2 separate regions of the Mus musculus genome follow, and region 1 is linked to region 2. A link is a loop called in an ENCODE intact Hi-C map of the cell type or tissue named here. Cell type or tissue: heart. All regions are shown on one strand. Each heading gives the region's core, and the rest is flanking DNA. Links, peaks and the distances in the headings are about the cores only. Region 1 overlaps Cdc25a (cell division cycle 25A). Region 2 overlaps Dhx30 (DEAH (Asp-Glu-Ala-His) box polypeptide 30).

The links. A loop is a pair of places that touch in the nucleus more often than their neighbours do. Peaks named below come from ENCODE experiments on the same cell type or tissue, not always from the same donor. Only the 100,000 strongest peaks of a DNase experiment are listed, where the experiment ranks them.
Region 1: it touches region 2 in a loop (6-fold over the local background); 16 of 42 quality-filtered maps call a loop at or near these places.

Annotation. Positions count from the first base shown.
Region 1 is chr9:109,889,823-109,896,803 of GRCm38, reverse strand. Cdc25a (cell division cycle 25A) reads right to left here. Exons shown (of 15, transcript NM_007658.3): 13 at 6,963-6,981; 14 at 4,948-5,059; 15 at 2,914-4,725. The coding sequence ends at 4,585. Among named protein-coding and RNA genes, the nearest start is that of Mir7089, 3.7 kb to the right of the region's middle. In heart, for the core only: a CTCF peak has its summit at 3,963; a DNase peak (open chromatin) is centred at 3,733.
Region 2 is chr9:110,097,159-110,104,139 of GRCm38, reverse strand. It overlaps Dhx30 (DEAH (Asp-Glu-Ala-His) box polypeptide 30), which reads left to right. Exons shown (of 23, transcript NM_001252682.1): 6 at 5,281-5,411; 7 at 6,941-6,981. Among named protein-coding and RNA genes, the nearest start is that of Dhx30, 17 kb to the left of the region's middle. In heart, for the core only: a CTCF peak has its summit at 3,025 (motif pointing right); a DNase peak (open chromatin) is centred at 3,079; H3K4me3 peaks cover 1,315 bases; H3K27ac peaks cover 732 bases.

The sequences.
Region 1 (6,981 bases), core at 2,610-5,109, 210 kb after region 2:
GGGGAGAAGCAGGGTGTGTCCCAAGATCCAGAGGGCAGAGCACGGACTTCAGCTGAATGATGGCATAAACCTACCTAGAACTGGGACTCAGGACAACAAAATGCCGGGGCACGGCCAGCTGGGTCTGGAAATAGACGTGACATTCAGGGGACATGAGTAGCCAGGAGGCAGACTTTGCCCAGATAATTTGTCTCCCATGTCAAACTTGGATCAAGTGTCCAACCTCTTTCTGGATTCAGAACTCTCCTATGATGACCTAGCAAGAAGGAGAAGAAAGGAAAGCAGGGTCTTCCAGCCAGAAGTTAGAAAACTAAGTCTCATGGGAATTCATGGCTGGAGTTGTCCAGAGGCAATCATTCTAAATTAAAAAAAAAAAAAAAAAAAAAAAAAAAAAAAAAAGCCCAAGCTGAACGTGATGATATACACCTTTCATCCCTGCACTCTGGAGGCAGAGGCAGATGGACCTTTGTTTGAGGCCAGCCTGATCTACATAGAGAATTGAGGCTAGCTAGGACCACATAAAAAGACCATCTCAAAACACACACACACACACACACACACACACACACACACACACACACACACACACACACACACACACACACACACACACACACACGGTGAGAGCATCTTCCCACCCTAATTTTTGGACCTGTCCTCCAGACTCTGCAGTTCTATGTTGGGTGAAGGAAATGTTCTTTGTGCAAGTATTTTAGCAGTAAAAAGAAGATTAAAAAAAAGATTCAAAACCTTTCTCCATTGTACTCTTTGAGTCAGGGTCTCTCAATTGACCCAGGCTGCAGAAGTCCTCAGGCTCGATCTGAGTCACTCTGACACAGAGCTCTGTCCCAGTGACTAGCTGCAATGCCATCCTTTGGTGATTCCCTAAACATTTCCTTTTCATACTGTACTGGTCAGGCAAGAAACAAGCTCACTAGCTGAGTTCTTTGGAAGACGAGTTGAAAGCAAGAGAAAGTTGGGAAAGAGCCGAGGACTTGGAACCGGAGAGCAAAGGCCTACTCCCACTTCCACCATTTGTTAATGAGTAACAAGAGGAACTCAGGAACTAATGGAGCATGGGTGTTCCCATTCATAAAACGTGGGCAGTCGGCATCAGCACCAAACCTACAAACAGTGGCTATGCAAAAGGCCTGGGAAACAAACCAAACCTCAAGTAAGCTGTTTAATGTGGGTGTCTCCAACTTATCTGGACTAGTGATTCTCTTTTTAAGAATTTATTTACTTCTAACAAAAAGAAAAGCCGGGCGTGGTGGTGCACGCCTTTAATCCCAGCACTTGGGAGGCAGAGGCAGGCGGATTTCTGAGTTCGAGGCCAGCCTGGTCTACAGAGTGAGTTCTAGGACAGCCAGGGATACACAGAGAAACCCTGTCTTGGAAAAAAAAAAAGAAAAAGAAAAAGCTTTAAAGAAGGAGAGCAGCATCTATATATTTCAAATTCTTGCCCCAAATTCCAAATTCTGTCAGTTTCAGCCTCCCAGGTAGTTTGTGGAGTTAGACATCAAAAAGGCTGAAGTGGGACTGGATAGCTCTGTGGTTAGGAGTACGCTGGCTGCTCTTACAGAGAACCTAGATTCAATTCCCAACAGTTGCACCTCTGCCACCACTGTCTGACTCCAGCTCCAGGGAATCTGACATCTTCACACAGACTAGAAATAATAAGTGATCTAACAAGAGCAAACTGAAGTGGATCCCTTCACTGTGTCATTCGAATACACCATAAGGGGCTGGGGTCTAACAACTAAGTTAACCTGAGCTACAAGGAAGGAAGGCCCAGGCGTCACCTCTCAGCTGCCTTCCTGGGAGGAGTTGCAAGCCCTCTGTGAGGGAACTAAACTGGGTACACCACCACCATCTTGTGGCCACAGTGTAGCTATGGCAGCAGTCAAAGTGCTGACTGAAATCTGAGAAGACAAAGGGGAGTCCTCGCAGAGGCTGACTGGAGAGCTGGGCTGGCTTCCCAGGGTCACCGGAGGGACTGTTTGTGCTGTTCTGGGAGCCCTAGTTCAGCCAGGGGCTCTGCACCTCTAGGAGTCTCTGTTTGCCCAAGGTCTTAAGGTTTTCTCACAGGATCCCAGTTCACCAGTCCTGGCCCGTCTGCTGTCAGTTTCTGCCTCAGTTATTCACCTTGTCTGGCTCTTCGGGTTTGCTTGGGATGAGTTAATGTTTAGAGCCTGGCTATTTCCCTACAGCAGGCACCCCAGCCATCTAGGCTACCTGGCTAGTCCACTGTTCACACCCACCCTGGCTATCTATAGCCCTCCCTCACTTTCCCCCCAATATTTCCTTTGAAATACCAAGCAAAACAGTTGTCAGGATAAAGACCACCTTTAGTTTCTCTCCTCCTGTTTCCCAGGGACTGGCATGTGTAACTGATGCTGGACAGCCCTCTACCACCGAGGTCCACCCCAGGCCTTGGAATCTCTTTGAGATCAGGGCGGTCCTGAATCTGATATCCTCCCACCTTGGCCCAAGTACTAAGAAATTTACATTTAAAAAACTTACTTGGTATGAACACACACACCACAGACTATATGTGGGAGCCAGAGGATAATTCATGAGTTGTTTCTCTATCATGTGGGGGATGGCCTTGAATGCCAATCCTCAGGCCTTTAGCAACCCAAGGACTAGGCTGTAAGACCACATGGAGTACTGAGAAAACTATTTTAATAGGTCCCATCATGCGACTCTGACTGACCTAGAAGGCCATTTCATCCTGTCAACCGCCTGTTTTTGGGGGATTGTTTCGGCTATTCCTAAAGGCAAACTGAATTTTTTTTATTAATATCCTCTTGAAGAAATATGGCTGGCTTAATTTAGCTATGTGACCCTGGGACCCTAAAGGCAAATGAGACTCCCAGTTGAGTATATTAGGAACTAGGCAGAGAACAAGGGTTCAAGATCACTTTTATTTGCAGAGCCTGCAACTGTTGGTTAACAATGCTAGCTATGCTGGTACAATCTGCAAGCCATTCTCCTGGAAAGCATTCAGCTAACAGAATCTCTACAAACCAGACCAGGGACCAACTGGGACATACTTCAACACGCCAGGGAAGGGGCTGCTCATTCCCTTGCTCTCCACATATTTTCAAACAAGATTTGTTTAATAGCCAAATGCAACTCAAACCCATAACAAAGCAACTAGCCATCTTCAATATCACTGATTCCCTCCCCGCCCCCAGAATAGAAAGCAGAGGGAAGAGGGGAGACTCTTCCTAAGAAAAACCTGGCTAGACCCCAATGGAGCAAAGATAGCAGAGAGGCTGGTGTCCAAGGATATCAACAGGCAGGCACCAAAACAGGCTGTGCAGAATCAAAGCAGCCTGGCCCCTCAGACGAGAGGTGTTTCCGAGAGCCTCACTTCCATGGGATTAGATTAGGGGGTAACTGATGTGATTCACCACTCTCTGACCCTCAAATTAAAACATGATAAACTCTGAACCTTTGACTTCAAAATTTACTACGCCCTCCTGAGAAATTCCACAGTTGTCTGTAGGCCAGGATACATAACAGCCTGGGCTTCCCGCCCCCCTGCTCACCCTTGGGTGCCCACCCAACACTGATTGGATATTCCGACTCATAAAATGACTTTTTTTTTTTTAAAAGGACATTCAGTGGGCATGCTCCTCCCTCACTCTGTGGACTCCACTCTTTCATGCCCCCCCTCTTCCACCTTGGGGCACACTACAGCATTCCAGTACTGGCCTGATGGAAGCTGCCTAAAGTGCCTTCCTGTGACTCCTACACCAGCCACTGTCATGGGGACGTGGGGTGAGGAGTGGAGACAAGACTTTCCCCGAGGAACACTGCAAAATGCAGAAGTAGGTCTGGGAAGGTTAGCTTATGTCCTGTAGCCAAGCCTGGATCTGGTGCAGGCTCTTACCAGCATCTCAGTCCTTGACTTTGAGTAGCAGCAATACTGGTCTGCAGCGCCTCCTAGGGGTGACTGAGCTCCTTGCGCTGTTCACAACTTAACAAGTTTGCCTTTTTCTTATCCCTGCCCCATTTTTTTTTTTTTTTAAATTAAAAGTAGAGGTAGCTCCTAGGATGATAAAACTCTACCTAGAATGGCAGTATTTTGACTTAATGAAGCAGAAAAGTAAAAGTCTTGAATTAAAACAATAATAAAATAATTGATGAAGCTGAATAAATTAAAGTTAAGAGTCATCCACGAGGCCCTCTCCTCCCTTCCAGCCTATCTTTGGTATTTGGCCAGCAGCACTTGGGCGGCTTTTCTCTCCTCGTGACAGGCCAGGGTCTACCCAATAAGGCCTTCTTCATGGGATGCTCAGTGAGAGCAGCCTAACACGGTGTTGCAGACTCCAGTCTGTGCTGTGCTTGTCCAGCTTTGGCAGACAGTCCTGACAGGGAAGGACTCTTACAGAACAGAAGAGTGTAACGGCAGGGTGCCCTAGGCTCCAACCTGGGAGTGTAGGAGACAGGTCCAAGGAATGGAAGGCCCAGGTCTTTCTCCAGGTACCGTACAGCTGGCCCCTTTGCTTACTGCTCTGCAGCAAAGGGAAAAGGGACGGGGCAGAGGGAAGCTCAGGCTGCTACCATTTGGCTTCAGAGCTTCTTCAGGCGACTGTACATCTCTCTTTTGCTCTTTTCTCCTGCCCAGGTCCGGCTCTTGGTGCGGAACTTCTTTAGGTCTTCTTTAAAGTCTTCATGGTGCATTGGCCGGTAGCTGGGGGGTTCACAGTGAGACTAAAGGAACAGGAGAGACACGGTCAGGATACGCCTGCCTCATATCATCTGGCTTCCTCTGCCTAGAGCTGCAAGGCTGGGAAGGCAGCAAGCAGGTGCCAGTGAGCAGGAGCCTGGCACTTAGCAGATGCATAGTGCGCCCCCAGACCCCGGCAAGCAGCAGCCACAACCGACCCAATGGCCCAGCATGGGGGCGTGGGGACATGCTCACAGACATCTCACCTGGCACTTCAAAAAGAACTCCTTGTATCCCCCCTTCAGGACATACAGCTCAGGGTAGTGGAGCTTGGGGTACTCATTGCCGAGCCTATCTCTCTCTCTCACATATCGGCACCTAGTGAAAAGAAGTGAAGGACACAGTCGGGTCACCTCCTTCAGGCTAGGGGACAGGACACAACACAGGTGGTGTCCTGGCACTCCTTCCACCTGCCTGCTGCCGACACCATCTGCAGCAATAGCTTAGAGCCAGCGTGCTCTCCATTCTGTCCATGGTCCCCTCATTCTGCTCCTCTCACCCAAGTAGAAGTCTTCCTTCTTGTGCCTTTAAACAGCCGAGGCCTTCTACTTCCCCGGTAGCTACTAGAACCCCGTGTCTCTCTGCACTCTGCCTGAGCGGCACGAAAGCCACAGTTTTCAGTGTCCTACTGTGTGCCGCCTCACATCTCATTCACCCCACTCGTCTCCTGTCCTCTATCTGGGAGCTTCCACTCATTGACCTCATTTTGAAGGACTTGTGAACATTTTGTACAATTCTAAGTTTTTAAAATATGCTTGTCTGCCTCCTGTCTACTCTGAAATGTCCCTCCAGGAAGCTAGACTTTTGGTTTGCTATGTTGTTAGTGTTAAATAACAATAAGAATTTGAGAGTGGATGCAAGCCCCCACTATCTCCATTCATGTGTGAATATTCAGTCCTACTCAAATGGGTGGGTTGTTTTCTTTTTTGTTGTTGTTGTTTGGGTGACAGGATCTCACTATGTCACTGTAATGAGATCCTGTAGTAGTCTAGACTGACCTTGAATCTGAGTGCTGAAATTAAAGGCATGCGCCATCATACCTGCCCTTGAACCCAGGACTTCACAAATACTAGAGAAGTGCTCTATCTGATATGAGCCACACTCCTAGCCTAACAGTACGTTAGTGTGCTTCTTATAGGATCGCATGCAGCTCAGGCTGGCTTTACACTTCTGATCCTCTGCCTTAGCTTCCCCAGGGCTGGAACCAGACATGCACCACCATGCCAGATGCTGTTTTAGAGTATCGCCAGCACATCAACATCTGCAGAGGAAGCTCTCCAGACTTTTCTGCCCTTTGCTTAAGGAACAACTGCTTGGACGTTATGAGACTAGTCGGTAGAACGCAATACAGTGGGGGAAACTGGGAGAGCCGAAGTAAAAATCAATATAAAGGACCAACAAGAGTGAGTCATTTGGAAAGAGGCTGAACCCATGGTGATACTACAAAGTTACAACTGGTATCACCGTAAGACTGAACTGGAGAAGCCTGAAAATCATTTGCAATCAAAACGTAAAGGTTAAGTTCATCAACTACATTCAAGAAATATGTCTGGGCTGGGTGGTAGTGTCACAGGCCTCTATACCCAGCACCCAGGAGGCAATGAAGATGGATCTTTGGGTTGGAGGCTAGCATCATCTACATGTCCTGAGTTCCAGAACATTTAGGACTCAACAGAGAAACACTACCTTGAACCCCTTCTCCACCAAGAAAGGAGGAAAAATGTTTGGGAGAGCAAGATGGGTAAAAGCTGCTCAGAAATCCACACAGCAGAGCACTCCCCCAAGCTGACTTCTGAACTCCATATACACACTATGGTAGGGCACTTTGCGCGTGCACAAAATAAAAAAAAGTATAAAATAAATACTAATCGTAAAAATGTCTATTTGGCCGGGTGCCTAAATCCCTGAGGCCAGCCAGCCTATTCTACAGACTGAGTTCCAGAATAGCCAGGGTTACACAGTGAAACCCTTTTTTGAAGGGGAAAAAAAAAGGCTGTTTGAAAGACAAATCAGTGGACAGAAGTCCAACTAAGGGAAACTATGTTATAATAGGAATTATAGTTTCCACAAAAGCCATGTATACACATAATGTGTAGACTGGAGCAGCACTGGAGCGCCTTGTGACTTTGTGAAAGGTGCCTGTGTTAGGGTTGTGACGTGTGCCCTGCTCTCCACTGTCAGGAAGCCTCCGCCCCAAAGCCTTATTCTCTGTGGTACTCACATTCGAGGGCCTCTTTCAG
Region 2 (6,981 bases), core at 1,656-4,155:
TGTTTACATCTCAAATGTTATCCCCTTTCTCAGTGTCCTCTCTGCAGACCCCCATCCCATCCTCCCTTACCCTGCTTCTGTGATGGTGATGGTGCTCCCCCACCCACCCATCCACTTCTGCCTCACCATCCTAGCATTATCTACACTGGGACATTGAGCCTTCACAGAACTAAGGGCCTCCCCTCTCTTTTCTTTTTCTTAGTGATTTATTTTTATTTTGTGTGCATTGGTGTTTTACCTGCATATGTCTGTGTGAGGATGTTAGATCCCCTGGAACCGGAGTTACAAACAGGTGTGAGCCACCATGTGCGTGTTGGGAATTGAATCTGGGTCCTCTGAAAGGGCAGCCACTGCTCTTAACCACTCAGCCACTCTCCAGCCCCTTTGTTTGTTTGTTTGTTTGTTTGTTTGTTGTTTTTGTTTTTCCGAGACAGGGTTTCTCTGTGTAGCCCTGGCTGTCCTGGAACTCATTTTGTAGACCAGGCTGGCCTCGAACTCAGAAATCCTCCTGCCTCTGCCTCCCAAGTGCTGGAATAAAAGGCGTGCACCACCACCCCTAGCCCCTTTGTTTCTTTGTTTTGTTTTGTTTTTAACATAAAATTTCAGGCATCTGTTTAAAATATGTTTTTTAAAAATAGAGAGAATGAAAAAAAAAGAATAGAGAGAATGGCATAGCAGATGCCCATGCTCCTGTCATGAAGTTTAGACACTTAACAGTTCATAACAACTTTTGCTCTGTGTATACTTTTACACTTGCTTTCTTTGGAAGCAAGGCCAAGAATCATGCATGAACACACTTGTGCCTTGAATTCATCCACCTGCCTCTGCACAAATATGCAGGCAAAACAGCCACACACACACCATTGTGGCTGACCCAGCAGAGCAGATTGTGTTACTGAGGAGTCTTGACGGGCACAGCTGCTTTCTAGGTGAGGGTCTTTTCTCTAGACTTGTTTCCTTCAGCTCTGAAACAACACAGTTCTCACTTATCCTCCGCCACTGTTGTGCCCACCCTGACTTGGTAAATGACTTCATCCTTGGGATGAAAATTGGGCTATTTATAGTCTTTGAGGACCATTTTTGAAACTGGTTAGACTTCTGTCTGACAAAGTAATGAGCCACACTGCCATATGCAAAGCCCTTGGGGAATCATGTGTTTTTTGTTTTTTTTTGTTTTGTTTTGTTTTGTTTTGTTTTTTCGAGGCAGGGTTTCTCTGTATAGCCCTGGCTGTCCTGGAACTCACTTTGTAGACCAGGCTGGCCTCGAACTCAGAAATCCGCCTGCCTCTGCCTCCCGAGTGCTGGGATTAAAGGCGTGCACCACCACGCCCGGCGTGTTTTTTGTTTTTAAGACAAGGTTTCTCTGTGCAGTCCTGGCTGTCCTAGAACTCGCTCAATATATCAGGCTGACCTGGAGGTTGGAGGTATTTGGCCACTGTCTGGCTTATTTGTGTGGATGTTTTGCCTTCATATTTGTCTGTCCACCATGTGCATGGTGGCTCATGTAGGCAGGTGGTGGTTGTGTATGTCTTTAATCCCAGGACTTGGGTGGTAGAGGCAGGTGGACTTGGGTGGCCTTAGGCAGGTGGGCCTAAGGCCAGCATGGTCTACAGAGTGAGTTCTAGGACAGCCAGGGCTATACCTGTCTCAAAAACAAAGAAGCAAAAAAAAGTCAGAGGCGCATGTTGGCCTCAACTTTTTATTTTCTATTACCAGAGATGACTTAGAACTCCCAGTCCTCCTTCCTCCATTTCCCAATGTGGGATTCAGAGACGTGCTCCCACTATACAGTACTGATGCTCAAATCTTGTGAACATGATTAATCTAAACTCCATCCCCAGACCTGGTTTTTGTGGTGTTTTGTTTGTTTGTTTTATTTTTTGATGCAGTATATAACCCACGTTAGCCTAGAACTTCCGTGGAGACCAGGCTAGACTTGAACATGAAGCAGTCAGTCCTGCTGCTGCATCTGAGTGCTGAGTTACAGGCAGGTCTCACCACACATTTGGTTTTCCAAGACACAGTTTTTCTGTCCTTGGCAGTCCTCACATGTACAGAGATCTACCTCCCTCTGCCTCCCAAAGGCTGGGACTAAAGGTTTGCACCACCGCAACCAGCTTAGTAACATGGTTTTTTTTTCATTAATTAATTAATTAATTTAGGTTTCTCCAGACAGGGTTTCTCTGTGTAGTCCTGGCTGTCCTGGAACTCACTCTGTAGACCAGGCTGGCCTCGAACGCAGAAATCCGCCTGCCTCTGCCTCCCAAGTGCTGGGATTAAATGTACAAACACCATGCCGAGCAGTGATGTGTTTTAATGAGCTCTCTAGGGGATTATTCAAGTCATGGCTAGAATGAAACACATTTCTTCTTCCCAATTTAGACAACTTAAACTGCCAACCACCCAGCAAAGCTTTCTCCCAAGGTCCAGAGACATTGATGTCCACCCTCAACATAGTCACTGCTTTCAGATCTAATTTCATTCCCAGCCCTCCCAAGTCCTCAGAAGCCTTAAGAGACAGAAGAAGAATAAAATCCAGGCACAGTAGTTTGGAAGTAAAATTGCAGCCTTCACCCAAGTGAGGAAGAGCAGGTCTCCACTCTTAACTGTGGAGTCGGCTCAGTTTCTTGGCACAGTGCTTTCTCCCTTGACTCCAGTCCAGGGATTAAAATCAGTTTATATTTAAGAGGTCTTCTCTATCTATTCTAGAGTCTTCACCAGGGTTACCTATAGGAGATGGGTGCCCTGCTTAGCACTGTATCAACAACCAAGTCAGGCATTACAAAGCAGTTTGTAAGGAATTTACCATGTGTAGGACCTGGAGGGAACTTGGCTCGGTTTTTTGAATGGACGTTGAGCAAATACCTAGCGCTATTTTCTAAAATCATCCTATTCCCTTTCCTGGTTGAGATCCAGATGCCTAGTCTGTGGTTTGGATTTCCAGGTGAGGAGGCTTAGGCTGTGGTATGCATCCTAGCTGTAGCCTAGCTTTCATGCTCTCAGGTCGGCACCGAGTCCCCCCGGCCAGCAGAGGGCGTACGGTAATGCTGCCAGTTGCTGAGCCCTCGAAGGTACTGTCGCGGTCTGGGGCCGCAGGGACTGGTGGGATCGCGATGGCGGCTGCCAGGCGGCTCATGGCGCTGGCTGCCGGCGTCTCTCCGCGCCTCCGGCCGCCGGATCCCCTTGTCGCTTCCGGGCGACAAGGATGTTCGCGCGGCTTCTCATCAAGCTTTGTCCGCTCTGATGGCACTCAGGAAGCTGCCGAGGTCGAATCAGAGGTGGCCCCTAGCGAGCCTGGGGAGGGTGACGGAAGCATGGTGAACGGTGAGGATAGTGAAGCTGAGATTTGGCTCCGATGTCCTTGACTAGGGAAGACAAGCAAGGGGTGCGGGACAGCGCCCGGTCAAGGCTTTATTCTGGAAAGTAGTTTAAACTTTTTACATCTGTGAGTCTCTGCCTTGCTGTTAGAAAGCCTGGTGTGTCTTAGGTCCACCTAGAACCCAGCACACCTGCATGTAGATGGATGGGGGCGAGGCGGGGGGTGGGGGGAAGAATCACTTAAATATCCTACTTCTGCCAGGTTGAGTGGCATTGAGGGTTAGCTCTGACATCATGATTAGTACATCATGGCCATTAAGATAGGTGGAGTGAGCTCGCTGGCCTTTCTTTACCCATCTTGAAGATCTGGGGGTGTGGTGTCTGTGCATATCTACTTAGCATAGGGCTGCAAGATGGGTTCAACTCTCCTTGAGTCTGCTTAGGAACTGTTTATAACTACTTGGTTCTTACATGATTCATAACACAGCATTTAGGAGAGTGGTCCAGGCAGGACCCTCCTATTGTGCTAGTTGACAGAAATCTGTTCCAGATAAATATCCCAAATTAGATAACCAGGTTATTCCAGAGTTTTGGAGGAATATTTTCAAAATTTAGCACTGGTGAAATGGGTCCTCTGGTAAAAGCGCTTGCATACAAGTCTGGTAGATAATAAACTCAAATTCCAACCCCTTATCACAGTGGAGGGAGAGAATAGGTCTGCCAGGGCTAACCTCTGACTTCACGTACATGTGTACACACATATTAATGATTTTTTTTTTTTTAATTAGGGTCTCACTCTATAGCCCTGGCTGGCCTGAAACTCAGAGATTCACATGTCTTTGTCTCCCAAGTGAGGGGATTAAAAGTTAACACCTGCTCAGCAATAAATGAACTTTTAAAAAGACATAAGAATTAAATACAGATCCTATCTGAACATGGCTGGCATTCTCAGGTTCCCCTTGAAGAATACTCTATCCACTGCTAGGTGAAAATTTCTCAAATAATTATGATGAAGCAAGTACATGGTACTCTAGATCAATTCCACTGTGGAGTAATATAAGCTTAATGTAATGCCACACATGACAGTGGCAAATGAGGAGACTTCTGAAGCCTTCTCTCTAAAGATTTCTGACTCTGTGTGAATGGGCACTTCATTTTGTTTTGAGTTGGGCCATATTGCCTCTTTGTGGTCCAACTAAGCCCTTGTCTGGCAGGAGCTGCTGCTAGATGAGATATGGCAGACATTTTTGTTTAGAGGTTAATGTCGAGAATAAGTGGAAGGGAAGGGATGGCCTCCTGGTGTCTGATGCCCCTTTCCGGTATGTCAGGGAGATAGGCGGGGTGGCTCATGCTCTGTCTTGGCTGGGAGCCTTTCTGTGGGCTCTAGAGAGGACTTCGGCAGAGGGCTGGGGTTACTTGCGAGTGGAGGCATGATCTTGAGCATCTGGGTCTCACCCCGCTCTGCAGGGCCTGCCTGTCCTTCTAACTCTGCACTGCTTAGGGGGCCTTGAGCTCTCCTGCATAGATGTGGAAGATACTTTGGTTTTGTTTGTTTGTTTGGATTTGTTGTTGTTGCTGTTTTTCAGACAGGGTTTCTCTGAATAGCCTTGGCTGTTCTGGAACTCACTCTGTAGATCAGGCTGGCCTTCAACTCAGACATCTGCCTGCCTCTGTCTTCTGGGTGCTGGAATAAAAGGTGTGCGTAACCACCACTTGGCGTTTTGTTTGTTTTTTGAATACCCTCTTTTAGACATCAGACTCACAGAGTTTATTGACTAACCAACCCAGGACTCCTAACTCCATTGAGTGCTTGGGGGTCCCGAGCCAACATCTTCAGCCCAGAGTGACTTAGATTGATACACACACACACACACACACACACACACACACACACACCTACCTACCTACCTTATGGAGTTTCGAAAGAAAAAGAATTGTAATTATTCATTCTTATTTTCTTAGCTTCTAGGGACCTATTAAAAGAGTTTCCGCAGCCTAAAAACCTTCTCAACAGCGTGATTGGAAGAGCCCTTGGCATCTCACATGCAAAAGACAAGTTAGTCTATGTGCACACGAATGGACCGAAGAAAAAGGTAAGTATTGATGGCTAAGTGAAACACTGGTTTGACTCACAGAAAACTGGCTACTCTTCCCTTTCAGGGTTTTTTTTTTTTGTTTGTTTGTTTTTTGTTTTTAAGATTTATTTATTTTATTTATATGTGTACGCTGTAGCTGTCTTCAGGCACACCAGAAGAGGACATCAGATCCCATTACAGATGGTTGTAAGCCACCACATGGCTGCTGGAAATTGAACTCAGGACCTCTGGAAGAGCAGTCAGTGCTCTTAACCACTGAGCCATCTCTCCAGCCCCCTGTTTTTGTTTTTTAAAGAGGCCAAAAAATTCTGTTTTGTTTTTGTTTTTGTTTATCTGTTTTTGTTCTTCTAGACAGGGTGTCTTTATTCCTGGGTGTCCTGGAATTCATTTTGGAGACCAGCCTGGCCTTGAACTCAGATCTGCTTGCCTCTGCCTCCTGAGTACTGAGATCAAAGGCATCTGGCACTGATCTTTTGCTTTTTGTGGAGATAAGGTTTTGTGTAGACTAGGTTGGCTTAGAACTTACTCTGTAACAGGATCTGGCCTTGGATTGCTGGTTTTCCTGCCTCCACTTCCCAGATCCTGAAGGTATTCTATACACATGAAAAATGACTTACAGATGTGTGCCACTGTGCACTCAGAAGAGAATCTCATAATACAATTCAGTTTGAAGAGTCAGCCAGTGCTCTCTGTGCTTTGTGCAGGAGGAGCAAGCACAGCAGGTGGGGGAAGGAGTACTCATCTTGTCAAAGAGGGCCTTGCCGTACTTTGTGGCCTAGACCTCACAGAAGCATTCAGGGAAGCCATTCTGAGTGACGGTTCTTTTTGGTTGGTTGGTTGCTTTGAGACAGGGTTTTGCTGTTTATCCCTGGCTGTCCAGAAAATTACTATGTAGACCAGGCTGACCTTGACCTCAAGAGATCCACCGGGGTCTTCCTACAGAGTGCTGGCATTAAAAGTGTGTGTGTCACCACACCCAGTTTGGTTTTTTTTTTTTTGTTTGTTTTGTTTTGTTTTGTTTTTTTAAGATTTATTTATTTATGTCGTGTATGTGAGTTTCTCCAGACACACCAGAAGAGGGCATTGGATCCCCATTATAGATGGTTGTGAGCTACCAGGTGGTTGCTGGGAATTGAATTCAGGACCTCCGGAAGAGCAGTCTCTTAACCACTGAGCCATCTCTTTAGCCCAGCTTGTTTATTTTTGATACAGGGTCTTATACATTCCCAACCTGTCCTGGAATTTACTTTGTAACGTGATCTTCTGGATTACAGGTGTTGACTACCATTCCCAGTTCTTTTTTTTTTTTTTTAAGATTTATTTATTTATTATATGTAAGTACACTAGCTGTCTTCAGACACTCCAGAAGAGGGCATCAGATTTCCTTACGGATGGTTGTGAGCCACCATGTGGTTGCTGGGATTTGAACTCCGGACCTTCGGAAGAGCAGTCAGCGCTCTTAACCACTGAGCCATCTTGCCAGCCCACCATTCCCAGTTCTTTATTTGCTTTTTTCACTTTCCCAGAAAGTCACCCTGCACATAAAGTGGCCCAAGAGCGTGGAGGT